Regions from separate parts of the Mus musculus genome. Here all the other regions are linked to region 3. The links are chromatin loops, found by intact Hi-C in ENCODE. Cell type or tissue: heart. All regions are shown on one strand.

Region 1 (8,000 bases), 220 kb before region 3:
CAATATATTTTTCAATAAGCTAAATAAAATGGAAGCCATGTGGTTCACTGGTATTAATATGCTGAAGTTGCTAATTATTTGTCCCTGTGAAGAACTGCTGTGCCTGTCCCCACAGTGACTCTGTGGGCCTAAGCATCTCCCATGACCACAAGCAGAGATAATGGAGTTCATGAATCACATGTTTCATGTTCCTTTTAAAATCTGAGGTTACATAGTTTGAAATGTAGCTATGTGAAAAATAGATGCTAAAACCAACACTGAAAATTCTCTAGAAGAGGCAATGATGTTCAGATACCTATTTGCCTATTAGCAGCTAACGTGTTTAATACATTACTGTTGCTGAGTACTATTGTTGTTCCACATGACACAAGTATTTAGTTCTCACAAAAACTATGCACTAGGCAACATGTTTGAAAGTGATGTCTAACTGAATGGCAGACAAAGTGACAAATCAGAGAAAGATTTGACAAAATAGGATATAGTCAACTCTCACAAGAACAGAAAAGGAAAAAAAAAAAGAGGCTACGGAAGAGAGAACAAAGCAGAGAGAAAAGAGGGGAAGGAGGCAGTTTTACCAGGACAGCTATAGAGACAGTTGCAGAGAGAGAATAAGCTAGATGCAGGTAAAGACAGAATGAATCAGAGAATAAACAGGAGCTAGAAGATTAGAATATATTGCCAAAGTTAGTATGAGACCAAAAAGAGAAATTCAGGAGAGGCTGAGAAAGAAGATTGAATCAGTCAGCTTGGAGAGGAGTTCGAGTGAGAACAGCTGAGTTGAATCATCCAGCCGGAGATCAGAAAGAACAAGAAAGGCTGAGCTTATTCAGCAGCAGGTCTCAGAGCCTGAAAACATTCTAGGTCTAGGAAATTTTTATGGAGGTTAGAAGCTTCCAGGACTAGGCTGAGGTTAGCACACAGTCAATTAGCCTTGGAGACCACAGTTACATCAGGCAAAAAAAAAAAAAAAAAAAAAAGGTTACTTTTACAAAAACTTCTATTTTGAACTCTAATATAAAATAGTTGAGTTATTCAAGTCTACTTTGGGTTATAAAACATTGTTTGAGATTTTCTTTGGTATAGATAGCTAAAATTCACTTTGTGTGAGACACAAATCTTAGCACTTGGGAGGCAGAAGCAGGCAGACCTCTAAGTCCAAGGCCAGCCTGGTCTACAAAGGACCAGGACAACCAGGGCTACACAGAAAAACCCTGTCTTGAAAGCAAACAAATTTACTTTGGGTGAATTTTATCAACAGTTTTTAGGAATGATTTGGAGATTAAAAAAAAAATCTCACAACCGATCTCTGCTTCTCTGGATCCAAGGTCTGAATTCACTCAATGATTGATATTACACACAAAACAAAGCAAAGCACTGTGTCGTTTTTCTTTGTCCTAGACAAAATTCTATTATCATGGAGTGATGGTGGTAATGATTTCCAGATCAAAATTAGAGTCATAAGACCAATTCTTTTTATTTTAGGTATAAATTTCTCACTGGAAAATACAGTAATTTTAAAATTAGAAATATTTATCATTTGATGTTTATGACTGTTTTGTTTGCATGTATGTAAGTGCACCACGTGTGTGCCTGGTGTCTGTCAGGAGAGGGTGATGGATCCTTGGAGCTAGAGTTACAAAAGACTGTGAACCACCATGTGAGTGCTGGGAACAAACTTAAGTCCTCTGCAAGAGCAGCAAATGCTCTTAACTGCTGAGCCATCTCTGCAGCCTTATTTTATTTATCTCAAAAGCTGAGTATTTGCCCAACACTTGTACAAATAAATTAGCATTACTAACACAAGCTGAGGAAGTAGGAGAATGTGCTTTTATCTGGTAGGGAATCACAGCCTATGGTATCGCTGGCTGCCCTCAATCTCAACACTGTAGATTATTCATGAGATGGCTAACTATCCCAACTCTGCCACCCACAGCCATGAATTTAGGATCATTTGTGATCTGGAGCAGGCCATCTTTAGAAAATCTTGGCTGTTCAAAAATTCTGAAGTACATATTTAAAAGGAAAAAGAAAAATGATCACTTTCCATCCCTGAATGGCATAAAAGGATTCTTAAGAAGGGCTAGAAGAAAACAAACACACTGGACACATCCCTATAAATGAGATGTGTATATTTTTATTTAATTTAGAACTTATAAATTAGAACAATGCTCCTCAATTGAGACAACTTTGCTAGGGGCATTTGGCAATGCTGAGGGACATTTTTGGTTTTTACAACTAGTGTTGACAGTACTCTTGACTAAGAATGCTCCTAATACCCTAAATACATAGTAGAGTTCTTCATAACAAATATCTGCCAGCAGTGCCTAGATTAAAAAAAACACTGGACTAGAGGTACAGGTCTAAAATTTAGGTCAATAGGGCAGGTAGTGACACAGGAAAAGTGGCTTTAAAAAATATATTATATTTATGAACGAATACATGCATGCATATCCTGAGACTGAACTCTGAACTCAAGTCATCAGGTTTGGTGGCAAGTACATTTATCTACTGAGCTATCTTACTGGTCTGAAAATGGCTCTTTAAAATTTTTTTCCTTTTATTTTTGAGATTATAATATAATTACATCATTTCTTTCTTCCCTTTCCTCTTCCTAGTTCTCCCACATGCCCTTCTCCTTGCTCTATTTCAAATTCACAGCCTCTTTTTTCATTAATTTTTATCACATACATATGAGTGTGTGTGTGTGTGTGTGTGTGTGTGTGTGTGTGTGTGTGTGTTTTCCTAGTATAACCTACTTAGTCTGTATTATCAGGTAGCTAGGTTCTCAAAAATAGGAGTGGGGTCAAGTAGATATACATCTGACCCCCTGCAACGAGAAAGGAAAACATACTTTTTGAAGACAGGGCCCTCATTCCAGTGAAATATCACCATTAGATGCCTTCATGGAAATTTGAAGGCTAAGGAGATTTTATGTTGATATTAGAATCCCTTCTGTGTGACTCCTGATTTGTGTAGCTGTTTCTATATAGTGAGTTATATTCTTATTTCATGATGAAGAAAACTAGAGCCTTTGCATGGATAAGCACCTTCTGAAAATCTTACCAACATCCTACTGTGATAAGGTATACTGATGGCCATATTGTAAAATAAATAAATAAATAAATAAAATAAAAAGATCCATTTCTTTATTCTTTCTGAAATGTACTTCCATGCAAACTGTTTTCTTTTATATATTTTCTTGACTATAATGTTCTCAGCATTTAAGCATACTTATTTTCTACCTATTTGTAATTTTTGGTAATTGTCCTCTAGTTGTATTTTGATTCTGAATAAGAGCCAAACCTATATCTTCAAACTCCCTTTAAGTCCTCTTAGCATACAATATTACTTTGGGTATAGTCACTCAATGGCTGGTTAAATAAGCTAACCAGTGATAAGAGGGCAAATGGGGAAAGAATAACATTCTCAGTAGATACTGTAGTACCAGTATTCCATAGGACACTGAAGATTCATTAGATACTCATAAACACACATACACACCAACCCATAGCCTATGTGCAATGATCAAGCTCCAGGAGCTATTGTGATAGTATAGTATTTTAAAGTTCAATTATTTAAATTTAGCATAGACCTTTTTACTTCACAAAAATGTAACAGAACTTGTAAAAGACTTGCATTTACTGTCATTACTATAAAGCCAGCAAGTGAGGCAAACCGGCTGGGAAGTTAAGTCTCACAGTATCAGCGATGAGCTGAAATGGATGGAGTCTGGTTACATATTAGCTGTTTGCAGAATCAGAATGTACAAAAGAAACTCACTTTACTTGCTGTTTCTGTTAGATGCTGTTAACAGCCAAATACTTTAAAGTACTTCACTGACAATAGTGGAGATGTATTCAACCATTGCTGCAAACAACTAAATATTCAATGTACTCAAACAACTTTTCTATGGGATTTCTTTACTATTTTACAAAACAAATTACTACTAAGCATAAAGGGAAATTATCCTGAGTTACGTCATGCTAACACTTAAAACACAGACACACAAATAATTTTCCTGCTCAATTCAACAGTGAGTACTGGCCACTAAAACATACTACCACTTACCTGGGATGAAAAAGTACACACTAGAAAGTCAGCCTGTGAGAGAAAGTGTATATCCAGGATCACACCCCGAAGTGAATTTTCTGTGTACCGATTGTGTAGTCCAGCTGACCAAGAAATAGAGTTATCACTAATAAATTCATAATTGGAGTACCTGAAAAAGAAAGAGATTTAACAACTAAACAGAGTATTCTATAGCCCAGTTCTTTTTTCTTTTAATTTATTTATTCACTTTACATCTCATTTTACCACCTCATTGCCCCCTCACAAGCCTTTCCCCCACCCCATTCCCATTCTCCTTTAAGCAGGTGATGGTCCCCCTGAGTATCCCCCAACTCTGGCACTTCAAGTCTCTACGAGACTAGGTGCATCCTCTCCTACTGAGGTCAGACAAGGCAGCCCAGCTAGAAAAACATGCTCCAGTTGTTCAGGACCCACATGAAGACCAAGCTGGGGAGGCCTAGGTCCAGCCCGTGTGTGTGCTCTTTGGTTAGTGGTTCAGGCTCTGAGAACCCCAAGGGTTCAGGTTAGTTGACTTTGTTGGTCTTCCTGTGGAGGTCCATCTCTTTTGGGGGCTGCAATCCTCCCCTCAACTCTTCCATAAGAGTCCCCAAGCTCTATCTACTGTTTCGTTGTGGGTGTCTGTCTCTGAGGAGATCACTTCTTTAATCAAAAACTTCCTCTTTAACAGTGAGAACTTGATAATATTTAATAGAATAGTTGAAGCAGCTTTCAAGTGAACAATGAAAAAGAAACTAATTCAGAATATCCTGCAAGGTACAGTGGTGTATTCCTATAACACAAATATTTAGCTGGCTGAGACAGGAGGACTGAGTTCAAGGCACACTTGGCCAAACAGTGGAACCATGTTTCAAAACACGTATTATGGAATATTATCTTAAACACACACATATATCACTATGAGCTTTAGTAACTCATGACAGAGCATGAGGCTTTTTATTCTCTTGGTAATGATCACCCTTCAAAGAGTTTATCTGAGCTTTTTCATATTTAAATGGAGCTGTTTTAGAAATACACTATGACAGACTTTCATTTAAAGTTTTAGTTTATAATTGTGACAGATCAGATGTGAGTAAATGTAAACATATAAATGTCTTCATTAATTTTACACATTATTAATGTAAATAAATTTAAAAATGAATAGTCAAAACCTTTGTGACAACCTACAGTCTTCAATTTCCATCCTTTTAAAAGATCCATCTATTATTCTTAGCCATAACAGTAACAGAAAAGTCATTCTACTGGATTTATGGGAGCAAGCTACTGTGGATGGATGTCTGCCAAATAATATGTTGGTAGTCTTATATAAGATATGTTCTTAAAAAATATCAAAACTGGTTGTCTTGAAAAAGTCTACACCTGTTCAAATGATTCTGCTCTGAATTAAAAATCACTGATTTGGTGTGTAAGTCTTTAGACTAAGATTGAAATCTCGGGCACCCCTGAAAAAATGTTCAACATCCTTAATCATCAGGGAAATGCAAATCAAAAAACAAAAACAAAAACAAAAAACTCTCACCAGTCAGAATGGCTAAGATCAAAAATTCAGGTGACAGAAGATGCTGGCGAGGATGTGGAGAAAAAGGAACACTCCTCCATTGCTGGTGGGATTACAAGCTTATACAACCATTCTGGAAGTCAGTCTGGCAGTTCCTCAGAAAACTGGACATAGTACTACAGGAAAATCCAGTAAGAACTCTCCTGGCATATACCCAGAAGATGCTCCAACTGGTAAAAAGGACACATGCTCCACTATGTTCATAGCAGCCTTATTTATAATAGCCAGAAGCTGGAAAAAACCCAGATGTCCCTCAACAGAGGAATGGATACAGAAAATGTGGTACATTTACACAATGGAGTACTACTCAGCTATTAAAAATAATGGCTTTATGAAATTCTTGGGCAAATGGATGTATCTGGAGGATATCATCCTGAGTGAGGTAACTCAATCACAAAAGAACACACATGATATGCACTCACTGATAAGTGGATATTAGCCCAGAAACTTAGAATATACAAGATACAGTTTGCAAAACACAAGAAAATCAAGAAGGAAGACCAACATGTGGATACTTCATTCCTCCTTAGAATAGGGAACAAAATACCCATGGAAGGAGTTACAGAGACAAAGTTTGGAGCTAAGACAAAAGGATGGACCATCCAGAGACTACCCCACCCAGGGATTCATCCCATAATCAGCTACCAAACCCAGACACTATTGCATATGCCAGCAAGATTTCACTGAAAGGACCCTGATATAGCTGTCTCTTGTGAGGCTATGCCAGTGCCTGGCAAAAACAGAAGTGGATGCTCACAGTCATCTATTGGATGGAACACAGGGCCCCCAATAGAGGAGCTAGAGAAAGTACCCAAGGAGCTGAAGGGGTCTGCAACCTGATAGGTGGAACAACAATATGAACTAACCAGTAACCCCAGAGCTCGTGTCTCTAGCTGCATATGTAGCAGAAGATGGCCTAGTTGGCCATCATTGGGAAGAGAGGCCCCTTGGTCTTGCAAACTTTATATGCTGCAGTACAGGGCAACACCAGGGCCAAGAAGTAGGAGTGGGTAGGTAGGGGAGCAGGGCGGGGGGAGGGTACAGGGAACTCTCAGGATAGCATTTGAAATGTAAATAAAGAAAGTATCTAAGGAAAAAAAAAAGAAATCTCAGGCACCTTACTGAAAAGGGAGTAACCTTCATTCTTCCTTTATATTATTTCATTTAAGAATTAACACACAGAGTGCTTACAAGTGTACCTGACAAATAGGAAACATTCAACAAATATTTGCTGTCATAAGCATCTATGTCTAATTTTAATCTTTACAGCTCTCTAAATCTATACTCAGAATCACCTGATTTGAAGTTTGAATGTAAAATTCCTAACTTTCTGCCTGCATTCTTTTTTGTCATGTGGTATATATTTACTCTTTGTTTACTGCTTGCATCCCTCTCCTGCTTCCATTATCCCTAACTGGAACCTAAGCTCTACTCAACATAAGCACTCATCTGCAGGGTTCACTTGAGTACTCTCAATACCTACAAGGGACTCAGGAACACAGTAAAAGGATAAATGAATGAAGACAATGCTTCTTACTTACAAACGCTGAAAACATTAAAAGTTAGTTTATACTCTGCCTCTAAACAATACTCTCCAAGGTTAGGCTCAGGCCTGTTTTCCTCACATGATAGGAACTAGCTGCTCACACAATGCTATGACTAAATGCATGCCTGAATGAGTGCTACCTTAGACTTTATCCCAATCCCCGAATAGCTGCTCCAAATTTCTTATCATTTCATGGCCACTAAGGAGCTTCCTTGATTGCCTCTGATAAAATGGCAGTACAGGCAAAAACTCAGAGCACGCTTTGTACTGCTGCATGTAGTGCTTGTGCCTACTAGACCCTATGATTGATTGATTTTAGTATTTTGCCTTACTCAGCTCAACACCAGTAAGGTGAAGAAAATGTCACATTTGTTCTAAAAAGAAAACCTGAAATATTTGTAGTGTGTATGATCAAGCTACATATCCAAGCTACAAACAGCAGCAAATGTATCTGCAAATGCTTAAGAGTAGCAGAGAGCGCCAGGTGGTGGTGCATGCCTTTAACCCTAGCACTCGGGAGGCAGAGGCATGCGAATTTCTGAGTTCGAGGCCAGCCTGGTCTACAGAGTGAGCTCCAGGACAGCCAGGGCTACACAGAGAAACCCTGTCTCAAAAAAAAAAAAAAAACAAAAAACAAAAAACAAAACAAAACAAAAGAGTAGCAGAGAATAGGAACCAGCAAAACTGCTGTGGGTTTCACCCTTGAGTAAAGCTAATCTCATTAGCTCTGTGAAACTAACAAAGGAGTGGCCCCTTTACAAAGAATGGACACCAACAGTCAGGGCTCTCCTAACTAAAAGGCCCTGCTAT
Region 2 (8,000 bases), 290 kb before region 3:
TGTAGACTTTATATACCTAGTTTTGAATGACTGGAGGTGACAGAGTAGACCCTCTTCTCGCTACCTGGTACTCATATCCTTCTCAAATTCTGCCCCACTGCAGACCAAGTCACCCATTATCTTTAAACAGAAGGTCAGCCCTGCCATCCAGGAAAGGTGAGAATGAGCCAATGACTACATCTATGTTTCCATGTCTGCATCTGTTAAGTGGTACTCTGAAGGCATCCAGGCATGAACCATCATGGATGTGGGTGAAGCTGTGACATGTGGGCTCACTGCAGAAAGGGAGCCCAGTACCCTGGAGCTGTTACAGTTGGCATTGTTGACCTTGTGGTTTGGCTGAAATTTCCGTTTCTGAGCCAAAACAAGGCACTTCCTGAGCAGGTCTGTCTTTTGTCTTGGTCCTGATGTCAGTATTTCTCCATCCAACTTCCTTGCTTACTCTGTCAACTAAACAGCCCTCCAGATGTGTGGAACGCTGTTTTGCGTTTCCAAGACACTTAGAAAATGACTTCCATGGAGAAAAGATTCATGGAAGGCATGGTACCCTAAGAAGTCAGGCTTCAGGCAACCACATTTCTCTCACCTTCCCCCTGTGAAGAAGAAACTTAACCTTTGAGAGCCCTGTGCCTGGCTGGCCCAGCTTTAGGTAGGCTCCTGAGAGGGCACTGCCTGGGTGTTCACCTGCCAAGCTCTCCTCCCTGCTCACTGACGGACCAGGTCCTGCTAACTTTGCCCTGGTGACATACTCAGGCTCACCCACTAGCACTGTACCCTTGTGTGACAATTAACTAGTAATTAGTCTCCGTGCCTTCAGCTTGTTAGCCACAAAGCTTATCCCTGGGGGCCAGCCTGATCCTGCATGGCCTGGCTCAGGATTATATCACTTTTCAGCCATCTCCCACTTTAAAAACCAAACCACTTGGCTGCAGGTCCAAAGTTATGCCCAATGTGCCCACTGCTTGGCTGTGCTGTCCTACACAGCCTCATCATCCTGCTTCTGAAACACCTGTCCAAGGATCACGCTTACCCAGGCAGGGCATTTGTTAAAGTGGACACCCAGGTCTGAGCCAACTTCCCTTCTAAAGACGCTCAGAGTCAACACCAAAACCCCCAAAGTGGAAAGCCCCCTTTTAGTAGCTGAAGCTTGGCTATGTCCCAGAGAGCCAAATGCAGCACCAGACCCTCCATTTTGCCACACACCCCTACCTTGATATACAATGTTCTCTCTGCCTACTGCCCTAATTTCTGCCAACTAAATTCTCTCCTTCAACGCCCATATCAAATACCAACTCCACCAGGCAGTTTCTCCAAGGTTCTCAAGTCCTATGGCAAAACGCATGCTCTTCCCCCCTCTGGATGCCTGTTTTACATTCTCTGACTGTATATCCATCATCTCCTCAGCCACGTTAAGTACAGGCATTCTTAACAAATACAATTTGGTGGGTGAGTGATGAGTTTGTTTTTGTAGACTACCTTAAACTGTGCAGTACGCAAGCTGTCAGAACCACCAGGAAGCATCTCTGCCAGAATGTAATTCTGTTACTGTCTTTCTGCCCCAAGGTGATGGCGCTTCTCCCATACATTCCCACGAGAGAGCAAAGACTACAGCTTTAGACTCGGGGCAACCAGGGGAAGCTGGAGGCCTCCACCCAAAGTTGTAATTCCCAACGGTTTGCATTCAACTTGTCATACAAGTAAAACCAAAGCAGCTTTGCAGGAGGAGGAGCACCTGGAGGACGAAGGAGCCGAAACAGAAGGAAAGATGTGGCCCTCAAGGTGGAGGAACAGATACTGCAAGTCAGGAAGCTTCTGGCAGGAAGGAAACAGAGGGGAACTCGAGCTTGCCACAGCCTGGGGGCTCAGGTTAAGGAAGACGTGAGCCCCGAGAGCCTCTGCCTCTTCTGTCTCACAGGACTCAGCGACCATGCCAGCAGCCTGGCACAAGCCTGTTAACATTTCTGTCTACTGTTCTTCTGTTTCAATACTTATTTTTATTTTATGTGATGATTCTTTTACCTGCATCTATGCCTGTGTACCACGTGAGTGCAGTACCCATTCAAGCTAGAAGCAAGGGTAGGATACCCGGGAACTTGAGTTACAGGTGGTTGTGAGCCACCATGTGGGTGCTGAAGACTGAATCCAGGTCCACCCAGGTCCTCTTGAAGAGCAACCAGTGCTCTTAACTGCAAAGTCATCTCTCCAGGACTTTTGTTGTCCATTTTGAGCTCTTATACCCAACATGAATACTTCTAATCTCTTAGAGGCAGGTCTAAGGAAATGTCTTTGTTACTTGAAGATGTACTGAACTTCCCCAAGTCCTCAATAATCCCCATTCCTTACCTCTAAACAGCAAAGGACCAGACAGGGACGAGCTACCCTGTCAACCATGGCTAGCATGCAAGATAGGATGATATACCAGAGATGCAATAGATTCATGGCAAACATGGAACATGAGTGATGTACTTGCTGGGGTGGGACTGTGGCTCATTGGTAGAGAGAGGGCTTGCCTAACATAAGCAAAGCCCTGGGTTCTATCCCTAGCACTACACAAACTGGGCAAGGTAGCTTATGTTTGCAATCTCAGCACTTGGGAGACAGTGTCTTAGCTAGGGTTTCTATTGCAGCAATTAAACACTATGATAAAAAAGCAAGCTGAGAAGGCTTACACTTCCATCATTGAGGGAAGCCAGGACAGGAACCCAAACAGGGCAGAAATCTGGAGGTATGAGCTGATTCAGAGGCTATGGAGGGGTGCTGCCTACTGGCTTGCTCCCCATAGCTTGCTTAGCCTGCTTTCTTATGGAAGCTAGGACCACCAGCTGGGGATAACACCACCCACAATGGGCTGGGCTCTCCCCTATCGATCCCTTATTAGAAAAATGCCTTACATCTGGATCCTATGGAGACATGTTCTCTCTTGAGGTCCCTTCCTTTCAGATAACTCTAGCTTATGTCAAGTTGACATAAGACTAACCAGCACACAGAGGAAAGAGACAAGAAGCTTAAGGTCATTCGCCGAGTTTGAGGCTAGTCTGTGTATTATAAAAAGGTACCTGGAGGTTCTGAGGGGGCAATTGCCCGAGCTATGTTGCCAGCAGATGGCAGTGTGGTCCACTGGGGGTGGGGAGGAGCTGCAGGCTCCACCAATGCTGTCTCCCAGCATGGCCCCTTGCTCCCTTGCTATCCCTGCATCTTACCTGACTGTGGCACTTCACTCTAGCTGAGGACAAAATGGTCTCCCACGTCCCACCTTGGTGACTTGTCCTTAGCCTGGGCACCATTGGCCACTTGCTCACACGGCAGATGCACTCTGGGAGTCGGATTGACTCACAAGGTCAAACCCACATTTCTCCTTTTCCCCGTTGTGTGGCCTTCAGCAGGTCCCTCATCCTCACTGAGGTGGTCTCATATAGAAAAGTGAATTAGAGCAGGTTCCTCATATGACATTCTGAGCATTACTGAATGAGCCACTAGAGCATGCCAACCACACGAGTGTCCAGGCCTCCTCTTGAAGAATCTGTTCCCCACTTGCCTGAGGGGCTGCTTTGTACCTCTTGATCTCCCCTCATCCTTCTCACCAGTCCATCTATAGGCTATACTGGGTCCATACTATTTCCCTATTCACAGTTGAACTAAAAAGTCCACTTGGATCAAACAGCTGTTAATTATCTTAGTTCAACTTTCAAATCTTTCCAAATTCTGACCTTGGCTCCTCACCTCCTCGGGTTCTGGCTGGTTCACATCCATCATCTCTCATGGAGATCACTGCGTTAACTTCCTAACTGCCTCCCTGGACTCTGCGCTTCCACACCTGGCCTCCTCCTGCTTCCAGAGCACATCTGCTACACGACAGGAACATTTGATCTGCTCAAGGCTCACATTCTATGAACCTGCCTGCCTCGTAGAACACACCTCCACGGCTCCCTCACCTTGCCGCACCGGTCTCCTACAGGCTGAGGGCACATGTCTCAGGGCCTTCTGGACTATTGCTCACTTGCTTTCAGTTTTGCTTTGAAGCTCCTGGGCACAGAAAGGTCTTCAGGTCAGCTGTCACAAGGACAGACAGCATCAGCCTGCCCCACCGTCTCTGATCTGCATTTGTCACCTGAAGTGTTAGATCTTTGCATGTTGTCCAGTTGTCTCCCTAATAAGGACATCAGCCTATAGGAGTGGGGAGTCTACTCTGAAACCTGCTGCACCTCCAATGTTTAAAATATCCTCAACACACAGTAGGTATTTAACACATGTACATTGAATGCCTCTTGTAGTGGGTTGTTCAGACCAACCTAATACAGACTCTTTGGGTGCACAATGTTGAAGTCTTGAATTTAAAACCACTAGTGTGTCTATGAAAGCAGCAGCACTCGGCAGGGAAAGGCATGAGGGTATAGTCAACACAGAGAAGCAAAGATGAGAGGCCGCATGTCTGAGAGTAAAGAAGGAACTACCTTTTGTGACTGCCACAGTCAAGTCCCGAGTAGACCATCTGCTTCCTGCCTTGGGATATGACAACATATCACACAAACAGAGGCACACATACCACACCACACATGCATACACACACACACACACACTGATATAGATAGGTAGATTATATATATATATATATACACACACATATATCATAGACACACATGGATAATATATATACATTATATATATATATATACATACATACACATATACATCAGACATACATACACATAGTACATGACATATTTCACACATGTACCATACATACAATGTACACATGCTTCATATACACACCACACATATATACATATCATCTACACACACCCTACCATCAACACACACACACACACACACACACACACCACCACCACCACCACCACCACCACCACCACCACCAACCACCACCATGCATCCAGTGAACTTGGCAAGCCCCAAGCCGACTGTCCTGCTCAGCTGATTCTCCATCCCAACTGTTCTCAACTTCCAGTTACTCTGGTTAGAAACTTAAGTTGGAAGCAGCATCCATCTCCGTCACCCTCCATCTGTGCACACAGCTTGTTAGTTCTTTCCAAACTCTTCCTAGAGTCAACCTCCTTTCATTTACACGATCTGTGCTTATAGCTTTCATCAAGACTACTCTGACCTCAGAGCAAGCCAGGTCCCCGTGTACAGTCCAATAACTCCTGTATTTTCTTGTTATAGCATTGGCCATGGGTTGTAACTACATATCTGTGACAGTATTTGATTAATATCTCTCTTTCCCATTAGACCGTACACTCCACCAGGATAGGTCTCAATAACCTTCATTGCACGGATGAATGGAGCTCCCTCTTCTCTTCCAGGAGGATGCAGCTGTGTTAGATTGCTACTTGTATCTCCCATCCTCGGCTCTGGAGCACCCTGCACAAAGGCATGACTTGCCGTGTCCCTGTCAGCATGACAGCTATAGAGCTTGTTTGGGGAAAAGGAAGTGCTCACTCCCAGGTGACCCATCAGGCAGCCGAGTCCCACCAGCCACAGAAACCTGACAACCAGGATCCTTGGTGTTTCCACAGTGGCCCGCAAGCTGACGGCGGCTTGTCCCTTTGCCTCCTGGTATGGCAGTAATTAGAAAGAGCAGTCATCACCACACTGTGTTCCCCCACCCCCACCCTCGGCACCCCGTTGGATGCAGGAACACATGTAGCTGTAAGACCACCTGCCAGGAAGAGAATAGAAGACTCATTTGCTGAACATGGCAGGGGTGGTGGCAAAGAGATGAGCCGCCGCATAGCAAGTAGCTGGCCCTCTTCCCCAAAGCCCTAAATAATTTCTCCACTTGAAAAAAAAAAAGAAAAAGAAAAAGAGGAAAAATACAAGATTAATTTTTCATGTTGATTTTCCCACTTGGAAGCTTAAGGAAGGGCTCTGCATACTAAGAGCCAAGCTGGAGGTTCCACGGTTGGCTGGGTTTAGACAGAGCCATGGGGAGGGAGGGAAGGAGGGCCTGTGGCTCTCACCCGTGGCCCTCATTATGGGGGCTGACAGAGCATAGGTGGACAGTCAATCCCCTCTTGTCTTTAAGGTCCTACTTCCTCCTAGGTGTGATCCTGTTTGCCATAATGACATCAGAAAGTAGGATTTGTAATTGTTTTATTCACAGGGAAACTGAGATATGCGGAAATCGGGCTCCCTGACCAAGGGTATTCAGCTCTGAGAAGCAAAGTCAGGATTTCAAGTCCAGCTCTCAGGCCCTTGCCCACACTGGGAATAACACTGTTCCTGGCAGGGACTGAGGCAGGCACTGGGTGACCATCTGTCTGTGACTCTGTGGCAGGAGCTCCTTCCCCAGTGTGCTGAAGGTTTCCAGCAGTGCTGTCTATCTAGATTGTTCTGCCTGAATTGGCTGTGGATCCTCAACCTCTCTTGTGAAATGAAGCAGTAGAGAGAACCAGAGATGTTAGCTCTGGCATCGAGGAGGCTGAAGGCAGTCAGCCCTTCTGGGACATCTCCTCTCTACCACTAACTGCCATGCTACTGTGGCCAAACTGCTTAATCTACCGTCCTTACAAGGTAGCACACATGACAGAAGAAGATCTCAAAGTCAGGAGGAGCCATGAAACCAATGTGTTCCCAGGACTCCGAGGAAAACTTTGCCCCAGGCTTCTTCCAGACACTTATGGGTTCCTTGGCTTGTAGAATATCACACTGTCTGTGTTTTGGAGACACTACTGATAAACTCTGTTTCATATAGGTGCAAAGTGACTAGGTGTTTAAATATGCAGTAGATAGAATCTTTGGTTGCATGGAAGAGAAATATGTTTGAGCCAACACTGTAAAAAGGAAAGTCAGAGCCATAGATCAAATATTGATGTTCCCTGAAAATTCCTGTGTTGAACCTTAACTCCCAGGGTGATGGCATTTGGAGGAAAGCCATGGCGTGGGGGGTAATTAAGTGCTGAGAGTGAAGCCTTTATGAATGGGATTAATGGCCTTGTGAAAGGGATCCTGGAAGGCCAAGTGTGGTGCAAACACTTCCAATTGTACTCAGGCTGGGGCAGGGAGATCACAAGTTCAAGACTAGCCTGAGCTACATAGCAAGATTCAATCTCAAAAACAAACAAATCAGGAAGGGATTCTGGAGAAAGCTTGCTTCCTTCTCCCCATGTGAGGACGCAACACCATGAGAAGCCTCCCTGTGATCCAGAATGCAGGCCCTCCGCAGATCCCGTCTGTCTGCACGTGAGTCTTAGACTTGTAAATTCTATACCCAATTCTCAGGCTCCATCTACCTGAGAACACCAAGAGAGGCAGGCCAAGAAAGGAGGGCGTCTGTCTCCTGAGACTGTGGCTGAAAATGCATAGTCTCCATGCTAGGGGACCCAGCAAGGCCTGCTTTGCCTTCCCTTACTCCCTTCCCCTTTCACCTACTCCCTTCCCCTGCTCCCCTGTAGGAGCCCTGTGGTTCCGAGTTACCTCATTTCTCTGCACTTCTTTGTCCTTCCTGTAAGTGGAGATGAGCCGATGTCTGTGAGGGGTAGGAGAAGGTAGATAAGCTCGCCTCTATGAAGTGTTCAGGAGGGCACAGAAGAACACGGGCCTCAGAGTGTCGGTGACCAGGCTTATTCTCTGCTTGCCTTCCTTCCCCCGTTTCCTGCCCATCAGATGGAAACATAGCTGCCAGACTCCTCCATGTGTCTAAAGCCTCCGTGTGCCCTTCCGGCCGGCCCACTGCAGCACCAGCACCATGGTCTCTGGCCCGGGGGAGTCTGCGGACACCCGCAAGGACCCACACAGAATCCGCCACGGGATCCTAAGACCTCTGGTGAGTGGAACACAGCGCCTACTCCAATCCAATCGCGCAGGTCCTGAGACTGCATTAATTAAGGAAGCAGGAAGCCTGGCCTGATATAGGGCTCAAGTCCCTTCCAGCCTGCCCACTGCAGCACCGGGGTTCCTGGACCGGGGGAGTCTACGGACACCCACAAGGAACCACACAGGAGCTGCCATGGGATCCTAAGTCCTCTGGTGAGTGGAACACAACT
Region 3 (8,000 bases):
AGTTACAGATGTCACAGGAATTAGTCTTACCTGACACCTGGTCTGCTAACTCTGTTACAAAATGGACATTTTTGCTGATTTCATTTCCATTATATCCTTGTGTCATTATAGTTAAGCACTAATAGCATCTTTTGAATTAAGAGGAACTGCTCTTGACTGTATATCATCTGGCCATTTTTAGTAGACATACTTAGCATTGAGAACATGACTATTCCTAGAATACTTACAGATTAAAAGTAACATGTGCCCACACCTGACAATCTACATGCAGGGTCAGACTGTGCTAATACCTGAGTAACGGAGGGCTATAACTCTGTACGAGGAGGCAGTCGGGGTTATTTACTCCTGAAGCTTCTGAGAATCAATTTACCAAGGACAAGGAAGGGACTTTTCCACCTCAAGAATTTCAATAGCCACCTTAAGCCCTAGAATTTTGTTAAGCTTTCTGAAGGAATAGGAAAAATCAAACCTTATGTTAAAAAAGAAAGCAAAATATTTTCTACGTGTTAGCTGATTTTGAGTATGTTTTCTCAAAATTACAATCTTTTGACACTTGATTTGTGAATGAATGAAATATTCAAAGAAGACATCAAAACTATGACCACTTGCTACTTACACGGCCAGACAAACTGAACCAGTCTGATCCTATCTGATTAAGGCTCCAGTTATCTGACACTTTCCCCTTGTGAACTCCCATGAGTAAAGAACACTGTTGTTCATTTTAGACTGAGTTCTCTTCAGTGAATCTCCATATTCTGTATTGCTTTTTACAGTATATTATTGCAAAGAGGTATGCAAAGATAAATAATTCATTTTCTTAAAAAGGCGGCTCCTTGTAATCAGGAGCTCTACACACAGACAGAAATAGCATAAGAGGCAAGAGAATGCATTCCAGGAAAATAAGAGACATGCTTTAAAGTAAAGCAATAATGCAACTGGCAACCTTTCTAATGCCATACTACCTTCTCTTTGTTTTTGACTTTAAGCACAGTTACCACTAAGATACATACTCACCATCCCATAACCCTTTTCTTTTCTTTTTTGATGTTCTTTATTATTATTATTATTATTATTATTATTAGATTATTTTCTTCATTTGCATTTCAAATGCTATCCTGAAAGTTCCCCTATACCCTCCCCCCAACCCTGCTCCCCAACCCACCCAACTCCTGCTTCCTGGCCCTGGCATTCCCCTGTACTGGGGCATATAATCTTCGCAAGACCAAAGGCCTCTCCTTCCGATGATGGCCAACTAGGCCATCTTCTGCTACAAATGCAGCTAGAGACACAAGCTCTGGAGGTACTGGTTAGTTCATATTGCATAACCCTTTTCAAATCAAGTCACCGTTATTTTCACTTAACAATGTTAAACTCTACAAAACTGGTATTCTAATCTTTTTTATCTTTACCTCAAAAACAAAAACAAGCAAAAAAAAAAAAAAAAAGTTAGAACAAATCTATTTAACACACCAACTAAAGTTTTGCCTGGAAAAAAAAATCTATGAACCTAAGAGGAAAAAAAAAACACCATAAAGAGAGAGCATGACTGTAATCCCAGCACTCAAAAGTCTGATGCTAAGGATCACAGCAAAATCAAGGCCAGCTGAGCAACACAGTAAGACACACAAAAGACAGTGGATTTGGTAGAGAAGCTATTAACCATATTTTCCATCTTTAGCAATAATCTAAATTTATTATCAATTGCATCAAATACATATAAAGTAATTATAAAGTGAAGTCATTTGTAAACATTGGTATGCATTTAGTTTGATGGTTTATATTTCACTTGACAGAAGGTTTTTGTTTGTTTGTTTCTGGACTTGTTTTTGTTGATTTAAGACAATGTTCCCATCCCTAGCTACTCTTAAACTTCTAACCATCCTTCCTTTACCTCCACATCCCCTTTATGCAATGCATGTGATAAAGATCAAACCTGATACTTCATTCGGATGAGGCAAGCACTCTACCAACTAAGCCACATTCCCATAGCCCATTGGTTTATGCTGTCTATACTCTAGACAAATTCATTCTAGTTCTAAGTATTAATAAGAGTTGACATCTTATTAAGTGATATTTCCCCCTTACAATATCATTTTCTGACCAAAAAAAAAAAAAATCACCAAGAATTATTGTCTTAAGTAGTAATGCATGACTATTAGGTTTTGACAATAAAGTCTTCTTGGAGAAAAAAAAGTGTAATGTTCCATGTCTCTAACTCTAGAACATGGAAGGATGAGTTCAAGGCCAGCCTGAGCTATACCTATTAGCTTCCAGCCAACCAGGGCTACAGAGTAAGACCCTGCCTCACAAAAGAAAACTGAAAAGCAACTTAAATGAAATTAGCCTATTATCACTATGCATTCTGTAGTATACATGAATAACTCTTAAACTGACATGCATGGCCTAATTCCATAGCAGGGCCCTATTGGCCCATATTTTATTTTTTAAAATGTACAGTATTATATGAATTCTATAGTATGTTGGGGATTTTAAGGCTCTTTAAAAATCAGTTGTAAAAAATATGTGTTTACCTTTAAACACTTTTGACTGTCACTATAATAAGCTACAAGTTAAAAACAATTCAAACAGTAATCCATTCTACTTTGTGGTAGAGAAATGTAAGTCAAAGAGTAAGAGGACCACAGGGAATCTGTACTGATCCTTACTCCCATCCTACTCATCTGAAAAGCACAAGATAAGCAGTAACACCGAGAACAGGGCTTTTGTTTCAAATGTTTACAATCTTACTTTTGTTTCCTTTTAAGGAAAAAAACATACTGACTTTTTAAAAATCTTGTGTTTGCAAAACAAAATAGTTCCAGGTTTATAAGTATGCTATAAAATGGGCACATCTATCATTTAATTAAACCAATATACTTTTACTAAATGCAATTTATAAAGTAAACCAATAACAACCACTGAATGGAAAGGAATCTATTTTTTTAATTAGCACTGGTAAGGTTCTATTTACTTAAGAATGTGAATAGCAAAAGGCTCATCACTACCCTCAAAAAAATAAATATTTTAATAATTTTTAAATACACATCATTATCAATTTTTGTAGATTTAAAGAGCATGTGAGTGATCAGACACAAATCAAACCCATATACTTTAGAAATTAAACAAAATGTCACACATCATAAAAATAACTATTCTATATTCAAACAAATTCAACATATAATAGGCTGCAAAATGACCTTGAGACTGCTGTCCAACTATCCAACATTTCTTTACTAAAATTATCTGGTTTTAACAGAGAGAATTCACTACACAGTGAATATATCTATCTCTCCAGGACTCTGCTTGAAGCTTTTTATCTTTTGGCTTTTTGTTTTACCTTTTTGGGAGTGCAGATTTTATAAAGCAAGAATACTCAATACGAGCAGAGGGTCAGGAGCACAGTCCACTATCAACGCACTGCCTGAGAGGAGTGAGATGCTACAGCACATTCAAGTTGTAGTACACATTTTCAGAATTGTAGATAAGAAACTCAAAACACTTAAACACCTGCTTTCATTATTCATGATCGATTTCTAAAACTAATTTCTAATATCCAATATACACACCCCACAAATAACTATGAACAGTTACTATGTCCACATCAATACCTCTAGTGTTTTAATTAAAAAAATGTATACTTCTCCTGGTCATAAAAATCTGGTTAGATGTTTAAAAAGTTCAAACAGCTATTAAGCTACACTTTGCTTTGGCACTAGCTCCCCCTCCAGACCAACCTAAAATAACTGCATTTAAAAAAAAAAAAAAAAAAAAAAAAAAAAAAAACCACACACACACACACATTTTGTGACACACTAGAAAATTTCAAAATTCATCACTTTTGAGGTCACTGTTACTCCTTTGGAAAAAAATTATTTAGATTTTATTTTTTTAAAGACCACATTATAGAATCAGAATGATTGTCTTGGTCTCCGTTCTATATATATCAAATACAGCTGACTTACAGAGAAAACAACCTCAAATGACTTTTAGATTTTAAAAAAATCCTTAAAATACAATCTGTAGTGTGTCATATTTAAGTTATTTTGAATCACTCTCCTAGTAGATCACAAGACACCCTTCATATTAACTCACTATCTGATCAAAGACATTTCTGCACGTTCCTGCAATCTATGCAAGTTTCATTCCAGCTGTTCAGCTCTTCAACTCAAACAGAATTCTCGATTTATAACAGCAAACTGAAAACCCAAACCTCCAAGCCACCCTCATATGCTTACAGCCTAGTCGTCTCTTGTTCCCTACATTTTCACTCGGCCTGCAATTTCAAATGCTATATATATGTGTGTTAAAATACTGTCGTATTTATAATTAAGACTTCTTATCAGAAGGACAGCAATGTACAGGAGCGTACTATTGTCAGAGACTCCTATGTTGCCTTAAAGAAAAGAAGCATCTTACTTCTTTGCTTCAGTATATAATTTCTCCCCTAAAATACTTTATATATGATATACCCTTTAAAAGAAGTATGCATATTACACAGAACTTTAACCAAGAAAATAAATAAGCACTTAACCCCAGGAAGAACAAGACAACTAAAATAAAACCTTCTTAAGAGTTTCTACGGAGCAAAGGCAAAGTTAAGTCAGTGACTTGTGATAAATTTAACTCTTAAATTGATAAAAACTTCCATTGCATTTGTTCCCTGAAACCTTTAAGTTCGGAGTGATCTACGGGAGGTACGGGAGGATATGGTTTTCCTGGGCTCACCTTCTTGCGTTTTCTTAAAAGTAACGTGCAGAATTAGACACAAGGAAAAACACTACTTTCTTTGCTTTTCTCCAAGGCCTCCACGTTTAAGGCAAAGCGCTAAAAGCTCACCAGGGTGCGAAACCCTAACCATGACAGTGCCATTTAACTTAAGAATTACGTCTCTGAGGATTGCAAAGCCCACATCCAGAGAACAGGTGCTGCTACCGACAAACCACCCCAACTCCAGCAGGACAGACCTCCGCTGAGCTGATATGACTCATTTAACCTTCCCAAATAAGTTGAGACACTCCACAGCCTCCAGCTTGTCATTCGCAGATCAAAGGGAGGGGATACCGAGGCACCCAGGCCATTAACTACCCTGCCTCAGCCACTAGCCAGAACGCATCTTTGTGCAGGTTCACTCTGATTTCCAGCCCCAGAAGCCCACACAGCAAAGCAAAGCAAAGGAACCCACCTTCCCACGGTCTGACCGTGGGGACCCGGCTGCGGGGGCAAGGAGCGGCAGATGCAGAGATTCGCTGAGGGACACCTCCCACCCCGCCCCCATCCCATAGGTCCTGGGATGCCCGACGCCGCGGCGCCCCTCACCCAAGGGGCCAAGGCTACGCCGGGGTGTCCCGGAGGCTCCCTCCCCACTTTTCCCGGGGCCGCTGGCTGAGCAACGGCTGCAGCAGTTGCAGCAACAGGCCCGGTATCGGCGGGAGGACGAAGGAGCGCCCCGAGCCCAGGCTCCACAGAGCCCGCGCCCGCCCCGTCCTGGAGTCCGCGGCGCGCGGGGCCCGGCTCCCTAACGCCCCCTTACCCGAGGCGGGAGCGAGGCGGTCGGCGCCGTCCCCCGTCGCCGCCGCCGCTGCCTCCAGCTGCAGCTGGCCGCGGCGGGAGAGTGGGAGGGGTGCTGGGGTGGAGGATGCTACTCCCGACTGAAGGGAGAGGAAGAAACGGAAACAGGAACCGCGGCCGCCGCTTAACGGAGCCTTCGGCGCCACTGACTGAGGGAAAGCGCAAGGCGGCGCGAGCCAGGCAGCGGCTGACAGCGCGAGACCGAGCGCGAGCCGGGTCCAGGACGCGCGACCCCGAGCAGCGCCGGCCCCATTCCGTGAGGAAAGGGAGGGACGGGTTGGCTGGGAGCCGGGGAGGGGGCGGCGGGGGCCTGGAGCCCAGAGAACCCGGCCACTCGGGTCGGCCCGAGACCACGCGCGCACGCGCCGGAGTGGCTCCGACCGGGAGCGCAGGCGGGGAAGCCGCCGGCCGGCGCGAGCGAGGGAGCGAGCGAGCGAGCGTGCGCGCGCGGAGAGGGGCGCGCGCCCCTCGGCGTCCCAGCCTGCTGGGGGAGGGCGCGCATGCGCCGGCCGCGGCCTCCTCCAGCGACCCTGGCATGTGCACAGGCTCCGCCCCGTCCCCTTCCTCTCTGTGCGGGTGGACAGCGGAGCTGCAGCATCCACCGGGCCACGGCGGGACCCGAGTTCCAGCCGGACAGCGGCCGCGCGCGGGCTCCGGCTTTGGTCTCTACAGGCGAAGGCCGCCTGAGGGTCGGAGGCTGAGGGGAGCAGCGCTCCCCACGCCCTGGCCGGCCTGGCCCACCACCCAGAGGCGCACCCCGCTGGGGCTCAATAGGGCTCTGTACTAGTTTCGGGGTACTCTCTGCTGCTCATCCGCTGAGGCACCAGCACACAGTGCCACCTCGGCTCCGGGCGGTCCGGCTACCCTGCGGGCTCTGTCTTCATCTGAAGAGAAAGAACCCCGCAGAGCCCGAGTTCGAAGCCCGGCCGTTCGCAGCCGCTGCTGCCTCAGCCCTTCGGAGGCGGAAGTTTATTGAGTACAGGAGAGGAGAGGCTTTTCCCTAGGATGCTTCCTACCCGCTCGCACTCGGGGATCCTGACGCCCGCGATGCTGAGCCGAGTGCCGAAGGGCTACCTCCGACAGACCGTCCGGGAGGGCGAGCTGGGCGGGAGGACCCAGCCGCGCAGCCAGGGCACACAAAGTAGTCGCGGGCCGAAGGGGTGCTGCCGGGGCCAATCAGAGCGGGAAAACCAGTGAGTGGAGTGCGAACTGGCCAATCAGAGGGCCGGAAGATGAGCTTCCCGTGCCGAACTCTTCCCTGTAGCCTGGGGACCAGATCCCAAGCCTGAGGACTCAGCCGGGTGACTGAGTAGAAAAGCTGCCCTCAAGACAATTATTCCTCCCAGCACAGATAAATACTAGTAAATACTTTGGAAACGTATCTCTGAGTAAACAGGGCCACCCTTTTATATGCTAGTAATCAAAAAAACACAGAAAAGACATTAAAGAGGTCGTAGCCTGCCAAGAATGCAACCTACCTAATAACTCTCATAAATTCCCAATGTTTATTCTATATCAGGAACTGTGTTTCTAAAATGCAAAGGACAGTGCTTTTTAAAAAGGAAAAAAAAAAAAATGCCTGTGCCTTCAGGAGCTCCGCACCCTGAGAAGCTTTTCCGGACCTGTGACTGGGTTAATGTCTCTTCGAAATAAAGCTCTCTGAGAAAACACCGTGGCTTATTGAAGGTCACACAAAACTCTGGTGAAGTCAGAATTATGATCTAGCCAAAAAGCTTGGGTGTCATCATTCAACAAATCTGTAGTCATTTATTAAATGCGTAGATAACTTCCGTGAGACTCTCAGTTCTCTGTTGCAAATAAGCAAAATTTAGGCTTATACTGTACTTAGATGGATTAAGGGCTAAAATTTCAACAGTCAAAACCCTGAATTATTTTTCCTTTTGTGTGAGTATGTGCATGCTAAGGGTGTGTTTTCTCCTGGGCTACACCCACAGCCTGGAACATTTTTAGGAGTCAGAGGTAAAATGTTTACTTTGAGGCTTCAGCACAGCATTTAAAAAGCACTTTAACAAGGATGTATGGCTTGAATGTATTCAAGGGAAAAAGAGGAACCATTTCTAGTTAATTAACACACGCTACCATTTGCAGTACTTGAAGATCTCTACATTCAAAGTTTTATGTGTGCCTCGAACTCTCTGCTCCTTTAATCTGGCTTTAATTATCTCCTAGGAAATATTAAAACTATAGGAATCAAAGCATCCCACCTACTTTCTATTTAAGAAAAAGCCACTAGAAATATTTGTGAAGAACTTAGTACATCTTTATAGAACAGCATAGTATATAAGAAAGCGCCAAACTGATGACTCTGAAATACAGTGAGAAAGTAGTTCTTCAGCAGTTCAGGTCTCTGCTCAGTGTCACAGTACGCTGCTCTCAAAGATCCTTCAGGCCATGCTCAGGATATAGTTACC

What was found. A loop is a pair of places that touch in the nucleus more often than their neighbours do. Peaks named below come from ENCODE experiments on the same cell type or tissue, not always from the same donor. Only the 100,000 strongest peaks of a DNase experiment are listed, where the experiment ranks them.
Region 1: it touches region 3 in a loop (2.0-fold over the local background); 2 of 42 quality-filtered maps call a loop at or near these places.
Region 2: it touches region 3 in a loop (10-fold over the local background); 9 of 42 quality-filtered maps call a loop at or near these places.

The regions. Positions count from the first base shown.
Region 1 is chr12:77,460,279-77,468,278 of GRCm38, reverse strand. Fut8 (fucosyltransferase 8) reads right to left here. Exons shown (of 12, transcript NM_016893.5): 11 at 4,069-4,219. Among named protein-coding and RNA genes, the nearest start is that of Gm25926, 46 kb to the right of the region's middle. In heart, no CTCF peak of the experiment used is centred here; no DNase peak of the experiment used is centred here.
Region 2 is chr12:77,526,599-77,534,598 of GRCm38, reverse strand. No RefSeq gene overlaps it. Among named protein-coding and RNA genes, the nearest start is that of Gm35240, 23 kb to the left of the region's middle. In heart, a CTCF peak has its summit at 3,092 (motif pointing right); no DNase peak of the experiment used is centred here; H3K27me3 peaks cover 360 bases.
Region 3 is chr12:77,236,784-77,244,783 of GRCm38, reverse strand. Fut8 (fucosyltransferase 8) reads right to left here and starts at 6,680. Exons shown (of 12, transcript NM_016893.5): 1 at 6,585-6,680. 9530018F02Rik (a long non-coding RNA gene) reads left to right here and starts at 5,558. Exons shown (of 1, transcript XR_003950200.1): 1 at 5,558-8,000. In heart, CTCF peaks have their summits at 3,711 and 5,726; DNase peaks (open chromatin) are centred at 6,043 and 6,753; H3K4me3 peaks cover 2,613 bases; H3K27ac peaks cover 2,110 bases.